Regions from separate parts of the Homo sapiens genome. Here region 1 is linked to region 2. A link is a contact called in ENCODE Hi-C data. All regions are on one chromosome and are shown on one strand. The core of a region is the stretch at or near the end of the contact, and the rest is flanking DNA. Distances in the headings are between cores, read along the strand shown. Region 1 has its middle 48 kb from the start of SLIT3. Region 2 holds the start of PANK3 (pantothenate kinase 3).

Evidence for each region. Hi-C counts contacts between places; a loop is a spot of excess contacts on that map. Pooled maps may share reads with other maps.
Region 1: a loop to region 2 is called in a map of PC-9, with 13 times the contacts of the local background. The contact joins the enhancer-like site here to the promoter of PANK3 in region 2. A Hi-C loop is called at or near these places in 2 of 168 maps with a recorded cell type or tissue (PC-9 and endothelial cell of umbilical vein), 1 of 37 single-sample maps with no recorded cell type and 4 of 50 pooled maps.

What each region holds. Positions count from the first base shown.
Region 1 is chr5:169,345,587-169,351,724 of GRCh38, forward strand. No RefSeq gene overlaps it. Among named protein-coding and RNA genes, the nearest start is that of SLIT3, 48 kb to the left of the region's middle. Within about 2 kb of position 4,610, at least 5 of the 41 ENCODE cell types and tissues checked have a DNase peak (open chromatin) inside an H3K27ac peak, as active enhancers do; they include PC-9 and endothelial cell of umbilical vein, where a contact is called at or near this core.
Region 2 is chr5:168,577,098-168,583,666 of GRCh38, forward strand. It overlaps PANK3 (pantothenate kinase 3), which reads right to left and starts at 2,271. Exons shown (of 7, transcript NM_024594.4): 1 at 2,159-2,271. The coding sequence starts at 2,186. RefSeq lists enhancers at 1,999-2,068, 2,159-2,702 and a silencer at 2,219-2,548.

The DNA of each region.
Region 1 (6,138 bases), core at 3,360-5,859, 770 kb after region 2:
GATCTCAACTTGCTTTTTGCCAGCCTTCTGCTTGGAGAAGTTAGGAACAAAAACTATTTCTCAGGCTTCCTTGCAGCTAGGGTTCTGCATTTGGATTAGATTTCACTACTTAGATGCACTCATGTGAGAGAAGGGAGAGATTTTCATTTCCTACTCAATCCTGATGATCTGCTGACCTTGATGATCTCTCAAGCCTTGTCCAACTCTAAGGGATGTCGATGTTTCCTTTCTTGGCCATATCTTCTCTTAGGAAAAGAGCTTCTTTAGATACAGTAGTTCTGGTCCATTTCTTCTCTTATGAGTTGAAATAGATCCCAAGAAACAGTTCCAGGATAAATCAGGAGAGGGTAAATGCTAGCTGGAATTCATTTTTCTCTGAAGTTCCCATCATTTTTTACAGTTCATTTCTGACTCAGTAGGACTTAGTTCATCTTTCTGGGGTCTTGCAGCAACTTCAAAAAAAAGAACGACTTGCAAAAGAGTTAAAACTATAACCATAGCACCCCCATGGGTCCTCTGGTAGCAATTTTGAGGCCAGACTGAGCCGGGCACACAGAAACTATCCCTCCTCTGAATCCCCTGTTGTTAATTTTATAGACATGATTGTATTTCTCATCACATGCCAAGACTATCTTAAGTGGTGCTCCAGTTAAACATAGTAGCTCTGAGAAGACAGAGACCTAGGTCTGGCTCCCTGATAACTCAGTAAGCAACCTTGGACAGAACAAATAACCATGCCGTCTCTTGGATTCCCTGGTCTAAAACTGACAAAATGCCATTTTCTCTGGCTGCTAGGACTTTAGACAAATGGGAGACTCTGTAGTGCAATGAGTTATAAAACTAAGCTTTTAAAGTGGGCGTCAGATATTACCATGGTAAAACCTTACTTTGACTACACAGAGGTGAAACATGAGAAGTTAGACTCACCAAACATGGGACAGAGAACCTCTAGGTGGCCCATTCTTTGGCAAAATTGTGAGGTGTTTAAAACTTGCCTTTATCTTCTTCCAAAAGAGAAAAACTCAGTTTTTCAACTTTTAGGACCAGAAGCTTTTCCCCCTTCTCCCTCTGCCCCTTAGAATTCTGCAGCATTGTAACTCTGTCCTACCTCTCAGAGAAATAACATATATTACAGAAAGCTCATTTAACCCAAGGCTGTGGTTTCAACCCTGGCTGCTCATCAGGTCTGGAGAACTTCAGAGAGCACAGATGCCAGGGCCCCACACCTAGAAACCCAACTCAGTTGGTCTTGGATGGGTCCCAGGTGTACTAACTATTCAGAAGCTCCCATGGGTTGGGAACCATTGGGGTATTGTTACCTAAGAATACTTCTTCAAATAAGATCATGGAAGGGATTCCAGGGATAAACTTGTCTTGCTCTACACCTACTCAGGGTTTCCATAAAGCAGGTTACTGCCATTCACTTTGACTTGTAACCTTCAAGATAGCCAAATTCAGAGTGTGGCTCTTCCCATAAATAAGAAGCTTGTAAAATCTTGCAATAATGCCAAGGTTAGGTCATGATGGAGCGTCTGTCTAGTAGCTGGTGCCTGGTCCTGAAATTCTGTGCCCACTCTGGCTACCTGCTTGATTAGGCTCAGTTATCCCACACTCGAATACTCCCAGAATCCAATTCTCATCTCTCTGCCTGGTGTCCTGTTCCTCATCTAACCCTCCAGTACTAACCTCACGGCATCAAATAATGACAAACATAAGGACTTTGAGTTAGAACTTGTTCAATCTTGACTCCATTGCTCTGTAACTCAGGATTCCTTGGGAAACCTATTCAGGGTATTGGTTTCTTCATCTGTAGAGTAGGGGTGATATCACCTATTCTATTCAGTTTCAGTTTTGACACATAGTAAATACTGAATAAATGTTTGGTCCCCTTCCTCCAACCTCATTGTTCATCTTTTACTGATTTCCACCTATTGTCTGTCTTCCAGACATCAAGAATGTGATAAGTAACTCAAAAAATATCTATTAGGATTTGGAGTATCAGTAGGAAGGTGTTTTAGGGTAAACAGTACCTTTTTGTTACAACTGAAACTACAGCCTACTGGTCCCCACGAACTTTCTTAGTTCCCACATAAGGGATGTGACCGTGACATTGAGGACAGTCAATGACAGTGCCATGACAGTGTTTGTCACAACAATAATAACAAAACACAAGGGCTTTGTGTTTGGGAATGGGGAAAATAATGGATGTAGTGAGAGGAGTGAGCTGATAGTCACTTGCGGGAAGCTGAAAAATAAACCCAGAGAAGACCTGGAAAGGACAGACAACCAGATGTCCAACTAGGAAGCAAAAATCTTGGCTGGATTCTGTTTCAAACCACAGAATCTGAATTTTTGGAAGAAAGCATTAAAAACAATAAATTACCCCAAATGGCAAAGTTAGGATTCAACTGCCTCAAACTGTAACAACTTAGGCACTTGTAAAAGAGAAATATTCCAGATGGCAAAGTGGAAGGATGAATTATAGAGAAGGAAGTGGCTAATATCCTGTGCAATACTCTGAAGCAATACAAAAAGAGAACCTTCGTGAAGGAACAGGCTGGGGATCCCAGTGTTTCTGGGGGACAGAAATGGAGTGCCATTCAATCAGGGGCAGCTGACCCCACTGGGCAGCCCTGGGTGCCTGGGGCTCAGGCATGATTTCAAATTGCTTTCTGTCTTCCAAGTGATTTTGGAACAAATGGCTCTGGTGGCCTCAGGGGCATGTCTGGAATGACTACATGAAACTTCCAGGGCTTTGATTTGGCGTGGTCCGTCTGGCTTCACTGCCTAGTTCAGGGTTCAGTGGCCTAGATATGATTTCAAATCTCAGTTACTTTTCATCTTCTACCTCTTTTTATATGAGAACACTCCAGCCCTCAAATCAATGGGACTGGATCTGAACAGTAGAACTGGAGGCAGTCTAAGGACTTTGACTTTAGTCCTCTGACTTCTCAAAAGGTAGACCGCAGACCAGCAGTCTCATCATCACCTAAAAGATGATGGGAAATGCAGTAACTCTACCAAATCAGGATTCATATTTTAACACAACCATCAGGTGATTTTTGTACATGTTAAGGTTTGAGAAGCAATGTTCTAGGCGATTTAATAGGGCAAAAGGATGTAGGTCCATAAAGATTCCTATAACCATCAGAAAGGACACTGCACTTTGAGGTAGTCTAATCTTTCCAATAATGATGCACCTCAAGGAGTCTGCAAGTGTCCTAATAGCACTGCCAAGACTTTGACCCCAGCACTAATAGTAAATGCCTTTCAGTTGGAAGTTAGGCCCATAAGCACAAGGACATTTTGTGCTCAATCTCAGCCTCAGCTACTCCATTCTACTGTTTCTCCTCCTTCTCTCATAGAGCATACATCCCCACTGGAAGAAAGTGACAGAATAGAAGAAAGGTGCACAAAACCCTCTATTGGTTTTTTATCACATCAAAAAAAATCTGGATTCTTCACTATGGCCTTATAAAGCACTTCCTGGTTTGGCACCTGATTACACCTTCCATTTTATCTCTTACCCTCTCTCACTTTGCTCCAGCCACTTTGGCCTTCTTTCTTCCTTGAACATACAAGGTTCATTTCCAGTGCCAAGTATTTTCAGTCATTGTTTCCTCTATGGCAGGGGTCCCCTACCCCCAGGCTGTAGAATGGTACTGGTCGGGGCCCTGTTAGGAACTTGGCCACACATCAGGAGGTGAGCAGTAGGTGAGTGGGTGAAGCTTCATCTGTGTTTACGGTCACTCCCCATGGCTCACAATACCGCCTGAGCTCACCTCCTGTCAGATCAGCAGCAGGATTAGATTCTCATAGGACTGCAAACTCTATTGTAAACTGCACATGCGAGGGATCTGGGTTGGGTGCTCTTTATGAGAATCTAATGCCTGTTGATCTGTCACTCTCTCCCATCACCCCTAGATAGGACAGTCTAGTTGCAGGAAAACAAGCCCAGGGATCCCAGTGATTCTGCATTATGGTGAGTTGCATAATTATTTCATTATATATTACAATGTAATAATAATAGAAATAAAGTGTGCAACACATGTAATGTGCTGGAATCAACCCAAAACCATCCCTACCCTCGCCTCCATCTGTGGAAAACCCAGTCCCTGGTGCCAAAAAGGTTGAAGACCACTGGTCTATGGAAATGCTCTCTCTGTCCTTACATCTTATTATTGCTAGATCTTCATAATTCAGGTCTCAGCACAAATGCAGTGCTCCTAGAAAGACTAGCCCTGCCACACCATCTAAAATCCCACCCCACCTTATCCATCTGTATCACATTATCCTGTGTGATGCTCCTTAGGGTACTTATTACTTGGTATCCTCTTCTTTATATTTACTGGTTTAATTTCTCTTCCCTACCACATATAAGCTTTATAAGAGCAATCTTATTGATTGCTATATCCCAAGTGCCCAGAACAGTGCCTGACAGAGCAGTTATTCAAAAGATGTTTACTGGATTTGAGTGAATGATTGGGCTAGGTTAAACTATTGACTTTTGGATTATCTGTGCATTCCTGTGTTTCCTGCTCTAACTATTGTGCTTATGACCACAGACAACTCAGAAGGGCTTACATGGCAGAGGCTGAGTTAATGATACTGTTGGTCTGGCCCATAGGATTGAGATAGTCCACGCTGAGTCATTTCAGAGCTGTGTGGTATTTCAATCCAAGATTGCTCTGTAAACTATGATGGACTGCCTGCCCATGCATAAGGTACTTTCATCTGTAAAGAAGAATATTACAAGCTTTCTGACCTTAAAGGCTTCTCCTTAACTAGGCAGACAAGCAGATAAGCAAATGGTTTTTATACAATGTGAAAAGTAAGTTCAAATTATAGATGGACAAAGGAAGAATACAAGTTTAACAAATGGGGGGGTGTTAGAGTTATTTTCCCAAAAGTAGTGATGTCTGTTTGGAGCTTTAAAGCACAAAAAGGAGTTTGTCAGAAGCACATATAGGTATTCCAGGGAAACAATGGCACCACTAAGGTATAGAGGCAAGAAAGAGCCTGGGGAATTACAATAGTTTGGTAATGCCAGAATGCAAAATGTGCAGTTCAGGCTGGCAGAAGGAAACGAGGCTGGAATAGGAGCCAACAGGCTTATAATAATATATATCCTTGAGGTGCTAGATCCACCATATGTTTGAGGTCAAATACAAATATCTCAAATATCTTTCAGTCCAAAAGAGCCAACAATGAGTTGAGCTGAGAGCATGTTGCAACCTCCAGCCCCGCTTTGTACTCCCCTCGGGCACCATGAGCACCGTGCCCAACAATCTCAAAAGCCCCCACATGCTGGACCCATTAGGCACTGCATGCTCCACCGTCTGAGTCATTTCTCCCTCTGCCACTGGTGACTGAACCCAGAGGAACTCTCCACTAATTGAATTTGAGATGACTCACTCTAAACTAGGGACTTGAAACTCGAAAACCTTGGCAGCAATACCTTGGCAGTGAAATTCTTGGGTCATATTGTCCAGCTCATTGTCTGGGGAGCCAGTAGGAGCGAGGGGATGTAGTGTGGGTATCTGTCGGGGAGGAAGGTTGGAGGCAGGGACTTTGGGTTTTCTTAGAGACCTGGAAAGGATAAGAGCATTCACTGCATGTCATTGTTTGTTTGAGCTCCAGCTGGTAGCCAAGAGTTTTTAAAAAATGACATTCGAACATGTTTTGTTTGGCACACCTAGTTTTGTTTACAATATTTGATGCAACATTTTAAAGATAAGGAGCTTTTACATTACATACCACATTTCTGATTCTGTTAAAGCATTGAAAGACCTGGCAATAACCCACTGCAAGTGAAGAATGGATATCCCTGGTACAGGTGGTGTGCTCCCTAGGTTTCCAGAGTCTTCACCCCGATTTTTACATTCTGATGCCCCTGCACTTATATCCAGAATGTTTCACTTGTGTAGTAACATTCAAGGGCCTTTTTGGCCCTATAGGCATTTGTGTTTGCAAAGCCTATTCTGAAGCTACCAATGAGGAGACAAACTCTGATGACAGTTTTGGTAACAGAGGAATGGACCTCAAAGTATTATTTCTTTGGCATATTTCATCTGCTCAGTGCTCAGGAATTTATTAGAAAATAATGCAATAAAAGGGTGGGCATGAAGGTCAGCAACC
Region 2 (6,569 bases), core at 1,021-3,520:
CTCGAACTCCTGACCTCGTGATCTGCCCCACTCAGCCTCCCAAAGTGCTGGGATTACAGGTGTAAACCACCGTGTCCAGCCTTATTTTTTATTATCTGGGACAGTTCATGGTTGAAATACCTTCTTTCCCACACACAAAACGTCATGTTCCTTACTTTTACTACAAACAACAGACAGTAAAGTTACCTTTTACATATAAAAATGTTAGGCTTCTACACCATAGTAACTGACCAGATTTTCAGCATGATTCAATTTTAAGATTAATGGTCTCACAACATACCACAATGTTGTAATAATCAACTTATTTGGGGAAAAACAGGGGGTATTCTCTAATTTCTCAACCTAATGTGTATTTTTAAGTCTTTGGCTGGGACTACAGGCGTGTGCCACCATGCCCGGCTAATCTTTTTATTTATTTATTTGTAGAGATGAGGTCTCACTATGGTGCCCAGGTTGGTCTCGAACTCCTGGCCTCCAGCGATTCTCCCGCCTCGGCCTCTCAAAGTGCTGGGATTTCAGGTGTGACCCACCGTGCCTAGCCCTATTTTATAAACTTCTCATAATAATCTTTATAATCTCTCCTAAAACACCTTTGAAGGAGGTAGTACTCATACCTGATTATTAGTTTGTTCAAATCTAAGTAATCAAATCACTATCATGACAAAAGAAAATAATCACCACCACAAGAGTCAGAATTTGAGTTGGTCATACACTGTTCACCAAATGGAAATTCTAAGAGAAGCAGAGAAAACGTATGCGTGAGGGAAAATGTCCAAGTGTTCTAATTACTGCACCTGTTCAAGATGCATTAGTTTAATTCAGCAAATGAAAATTTAAAGTCTCTCTATATTACTTTTCATTTAAGCCTTCACATCACTATTTTATAGATTTCTTGAACAACTATGACAGGATCTATTCAGTTATAAATAATTTTTTAAAAATTTTAATTAACAGATGAAACTACCAGATAAAGTACTTAGACAATGCTCTATGGGTGCAAGAGAAAGAACACTGTATTATGAGTCAGTCCCCTTAGAGTTATGAACCACATAGCACATGGTTGGTACATGCTTGGAAAAGTTACTCTGGGGCTAAGTTCAATTTCCTCACCTGTGAAGTTAAGACCAAATTACCTTACAGTTATATAGGAATTTGTAGTTTTCACAGGGTTTTGGCTTGTTGCCTCTCAGGTGAGTTTTACAGGAACCCCGATAGGCGGGCAGGGAAGGTGTCAGCGCCCTGTTTTATAGTTGTGGATTTCTTAACAGTTAAAGAGATCACATGAAACACTGTAAAAACAGCAAAAGTATCAATACGACTCTAAGATGAGCATGAATCCCCACGTTCCTAGTCCTTCTGGGAGGCTATACTTAAAAAGAGTGACAATCACAATGGCTGGGTGATTAAATAAGTCAATTACTGGAATAAAAGGTTTTTAAAAGACTAAACATAAAAGGAAGCAAATGAAAGTCGACCTTTCTAAAAGCATAGTCAGAATTTAAGTACATGCATAGAAAAATATCTACGGGTATTCACCATAATATTAATAGCGGTTCGCTCCGGGTGCGGGGAATACGGGTGACTTTATCTTTCTTGTTTATCTGCGTTTTCTAAAACAAACATGAACTAGTTGATATTCTAAACAAAAACAAGCCAAAGCAATTACACACTGGCAGACTGCATGCACGTACGTTTGAAAGCTCCAACTGTAACAACAGTGACAACTCCCAGGAACCCACCGGCATTTCAAGGACACAAGCAGGAAGCCCGGAAATCCCTAAAAACAGGTGCTAAAAGCCGCCAGCGCAACCTGACAGCCGCGACCGCCTCTTTTCAACCTGAATTCAGGGGGAGCTGGGAGAGGAGACTAGTCTGGTTTGACAAAAATCAGAATCAGAAATTCCCTCTGGCACCTCCCAGATCTCGAAGAGAAAGTGGGAGGAAAGGCTAGGGGGCGGCAGGCATTCACCATGCATGAATAGGGGGATGGGGAGGACGGAAGCCTCGAACTCGTGGCTCAAATGGTCCCTCCGCCCCCATACCGGACGAAGCGCCGGCGAGGAGCGACGGGCTTGGAAGCCGACCGCCCAGCCAAGGGGCTTTCAGACGGGGCCCAAGGGTGCCCTCCCAACCTGGCGGGCCCCAGCCCCCGTCTTACAGGGTTTCTTGGCATCTTTGATCTTCATGGCGTCGGCCCGAGGGGCGATGGACGGCCTCCGATCCGGGGCACTGAGAGCAGAGGCGGCGACTCCGGAGGTGGCTGGGCCGCGCGGCGAGGCCCGGCCGGTTCCTCCCCTCAGGCCGGGCGGGGCCGGCCTAGGGCGGGGCGGCGGCGCCTGAGGAGATGCCCGGCCCAGGGGGCGGCCCCCCACCCCCGCGAGGGGTGGCCGGGACCGAGCAAGCTGGGGAAGGCCGCCGGCCTCGCCGCTCCGGGGCCCCCCCGCAGCCGCTCCAAACAAAAGGCCCCGGTCCCCGGAGCCGCCGCCACCGCCGCCGCCGCCGCACTGAGAAATAGCCCGCCCAGGCCGAACGCCCACGTGACGCGAGCCCCCCCTCGCTCCGCTTCCGCCCGGCTGCTGGGGATTGTAGTTCTCCGGTTCGTGAGGCCCCGCTCTCTGGCTGTAGTTGTGCAGGTGGACTACAAAGCCCGAGATGCATCGCGGCCCCTCCTCCGAGGCCCCTCAGCTTCCGCAGATCGCCTCAGAGTGGTCCCAGCGAGAAGAGGGCTGGGTCTTAGTCACGCCAGCGAGGAGGCGACCAATGGTGACTGAGATGGGCGTGCTGGGGAAGTCGGGCTCAGACCTCAGCAGGTCGCGGAGAGAAGGGGGAATGAACTCTTCGAGAGGACTGTCATGGCTGTTCGGCCATTCTCAGATTTCCCCTTGAGACAGGAAAGCTGGTCGTCAGGCCATGGAAAGCGCTACAATCAGGGCTCTAGAGCTGTGCTTAAGATAGACCCTTGAGTACATTGGCGGATTAAAATTATTCACAAAGGAATCCTTTTGCTTAATAGAGACACCTTGAATGTTAGGGTCGGAATGATGACAATAGCAGGAATAGAGGTAACATCTATGGAACGCGTTATGTTCATGGGACTCTGCTAAGCACTTTGTGTGATTTACTTAAATTCAGGGGCCTTGTGGACCACGTGCAATTATTCATTTTATTGTCACTCATTTTGAAGATGGGGCACGGTCTGAGGAGTTAAATTGCTTGCTGAGCATTCTTTTTGCCACCGATCCATATTCCCCTGGGGCCCTCCAGCCCAGCTCTCTCCTTCTAAAGGGAAAACTGACTCCCAGAGAAGAAAATTTAGTTGCTCCAGTTCTCACAGTAAAGCCAGGACACCCTTTCCCCTTGCCTCCTAGAGTCTTAGTCCTCCAGCTGGAATGGGAGAAGATGGCATTGGGTATCTTCTCTTGGCCTTCACTTTTGTTGCCCAGTTAGATGGCCAGGAATTCTGTAGTTTTTACAATAGATGGATAGAGGGTTGGCAGTAGAGGATTGGGCATTCCAGTCAAAGAAACCCGCTTACCAAAGAGCCTTACTGCCCCTTCTTGCAGATGATAAGCCAAGGGATGTGAAGAAGGACAGGAGAGGACACAAGCTACCATTTATTGAGTACATACCAAGGGCTGACACTTTGCAAAGTGCCTTACTTTTAAAATTTAAATTTAATCCTCCCAACTACTTTTTGAAATACAATGATTAAAAACTAAAAAAACTTGCTGGGCGCAGTGGTGTGTGTCTGCAGTCCCGGCTATTTGGGAGACTAAGGTGGGAGGCCCAGGAATTTGAGGCTGTATGTGATAGAGTTTGTGAATAGCAACTGTGTCAGAGGCATTTACCAGAGCGACTCCATCTTGAATAGGGATTGGATGAAATAAGGCGGAGATCTACTGGGCTGCATTCCCAGGAGTTTAAGGCATTCTTAGTTGCAGGGTGAGATAGGAGGTTGGCACAAGATACAGGTCACAAAGACCTTGCTGATAAAACAGCATGCAGTAAAGAAGCTGGCCAAATCCCACCAAAATCAAGATAGCAATGAAAGGAACCTCTGGTCGTCTTCACTGCTCATTATATGCTGATTATAATGCATTAGCATGCTAAAAGACACTCCCACCAGTGCCATGACAGTTTACAAAAGCCATGGCAACATCAGGAAGTTATCCTATATGGTCTGTAAAGGGGAGGAACCCTCAGTTCTGGGAATTGTCCGCCCCTTTCCTGGAAAACTCGTGAATAATCCACCCCTTGTTTAGCATATCATCAAGAAGTAATAATAAGTATAAGCAGCTGAGCAGCCCATGCTGCTGCTCTGCCTATGGAGTAGCCATTCTTTTATTCCTTTACTTTCTTAATAAACTTGCTTTCATTTTACATTCTGGATTCTCCCCAGATTCTTTCTTGGAAGAGATCCAAGACCCTTCTCTTGGGATCTGGATCGGGATCCCTTTCTGGTAACAACTGTACTCCAGGCTAGGTGACATAGTGAGACCCATCTCCAAAATAAAATAAAAATGTTAAAAGTTAAAGAAGAATTCACACAAATTCAAATATTGGTTCTATCACTTGTTAACAAACATGGGCAAATTACTTCATCTCTCTAATTCTTTAAAAAAAAAATTTTTTTTAAGATGCGGTCCCACTGTGTTTCCCAGGTTGGAGTGCAGTGGCATGAGCAAAGCTCACCGTAACCTCAAAGAGCAATCTGTGGGTGGGGCGGTGGCTACACTGTAGTCTCAGCCTCCTGAGTAGCTGGGACTGTAGGCATGTGTTACCATGTCCAGCTAAGTTTTTTATTTTCTGTAGAGATGGGGTCTCACTTTGCTGCCCAGGTTGGTCTTGACCTGCTGGCTGGCTTCAAGCAATCCTCTGCCTCAGCCTCCCAAAGTTTTGGGATTACAGGCATGAGCCACTGTACCTGGCCGTCTCTCTGATTCTTGTTGGAAATAATAATGCCTACATTTCACGGGTTTGAGATGGGGATTAAGTGAAAAATGCGAATAAGGTAACATGGCGGTCTGAATGTTTGTATTCGAACATGGTCTGAATTCAGTATTGAGAGGTGGGGCTTTTAAGAGGTGAATGGATCGTGAGGACTCTCCCCTCATGAGTGTATTAATTCATTCATGGATTGATGGTTTAAGGAGTTAATGGATTTATTAAAAGAGGCTTTATTAAAAGAGTAATAGTAAATCAAACGTAAAATCTAGAATCAAAATCTGGTCTGATTGGTGCCATGTGGTTCCTTATCTTTTACCTTTATTAAAAGAGGCGGAGGCCAGGTGCAGTGGCTCATACCTGTAATCCTAGCACCATAAGAGTCAAAGACAGGTGGATTGCTTGAGCCCAGGAGTTTGAGACCAGCCTGGGCAACATGGTGAGACCAGGCATGATGGCTCATGCCTGTAATCCCATCACTTTGGGAACCCAGAAGTTTCAGACCAGCCCCAGCAACATAGCATACCCAGTTTCAAGTGTTCTGTTAAAAGCAGCAGAAAAGGCTGGGTGTAGTGGCGCATGCCTGTAATCCCAGCACTTTGGGAGGCCGCGATGGGGGGATCACGAGGTCAGGAGATCGAGACCATCCTAACTAACATGGTGAAACCTCGTCTCTACTAAAAATACAAAAAAAATTAGCCGGGCATGGTGGCGGGCACCTGTAGCCTCAGCTACTCAGGAGGCTGAGGCAGGAGAATGGCGTGAACCTGGGAGGCGGAGCTTGCAGTGAGCTGAGATCGCACCACTGCACTCCAGCCTGGGCAATAGAGCAAGACTCTATCTCAAAAAAAAAAAAAAAAAAAGCAACAGAACATGGACTATGATGTATGTAACATATTATCTGGCATATATGTAGTGATCAGTAAGTAATGATTATGTTTATTATTTGGATTGTTATTCTTTTTTTTTTTTTTTGAGATGGAGTCTCACTCTGTACCCCAGGCTGGAGTACAGTGGTGTGATCCTGGCTCACTGCAACCTCTGCCTCCTGGGTTCAAGTGATTCTCCTGCCTCAGCCTCCCAAGTAGCTGGGATTACCAGCGTGTGCCACCACGCCTGGCTAATTTTTGTATTTTTAGCAGAGATGGGGTTTTGCCATGTTGACCAGGCTGGTCTCGAACTCCTGACCTCAAGTGATCCACCTGCCGTGGCCTTGGATTGTTATTCTTATTGTAAAGTAAAGGAAGAAAGCTTTTGTATTTAGACATTTTGCCTAAGGTCATTATTTGGGATCAGACCATAGGTCTAATTAGGTAAAAGATAAGGAACCACATGGCACCAATCAGACCAGATTTTGATTCTAGATTTTATGTTTGATTTACTATTTTGATTCCAGATTTTATGTTTGTTGTTTAGAAAATTTTTTTTTAGGGACGAGGTCTCACTCTGTCACCTGAGCTGAAGTGTAGTGGCGAGATCTCACTCTGTCACCCAAACTGAAGTGTAGTGGCATGATCATTGCTCACTGCAGTCTCCAACTCCTGGGCTCAAGGGATCCTCCTGCCTCAGCCTCCCGAGTAGCTGGGACCATAGGCATGGACCAAAACACCCGGCTAATTTTTTTA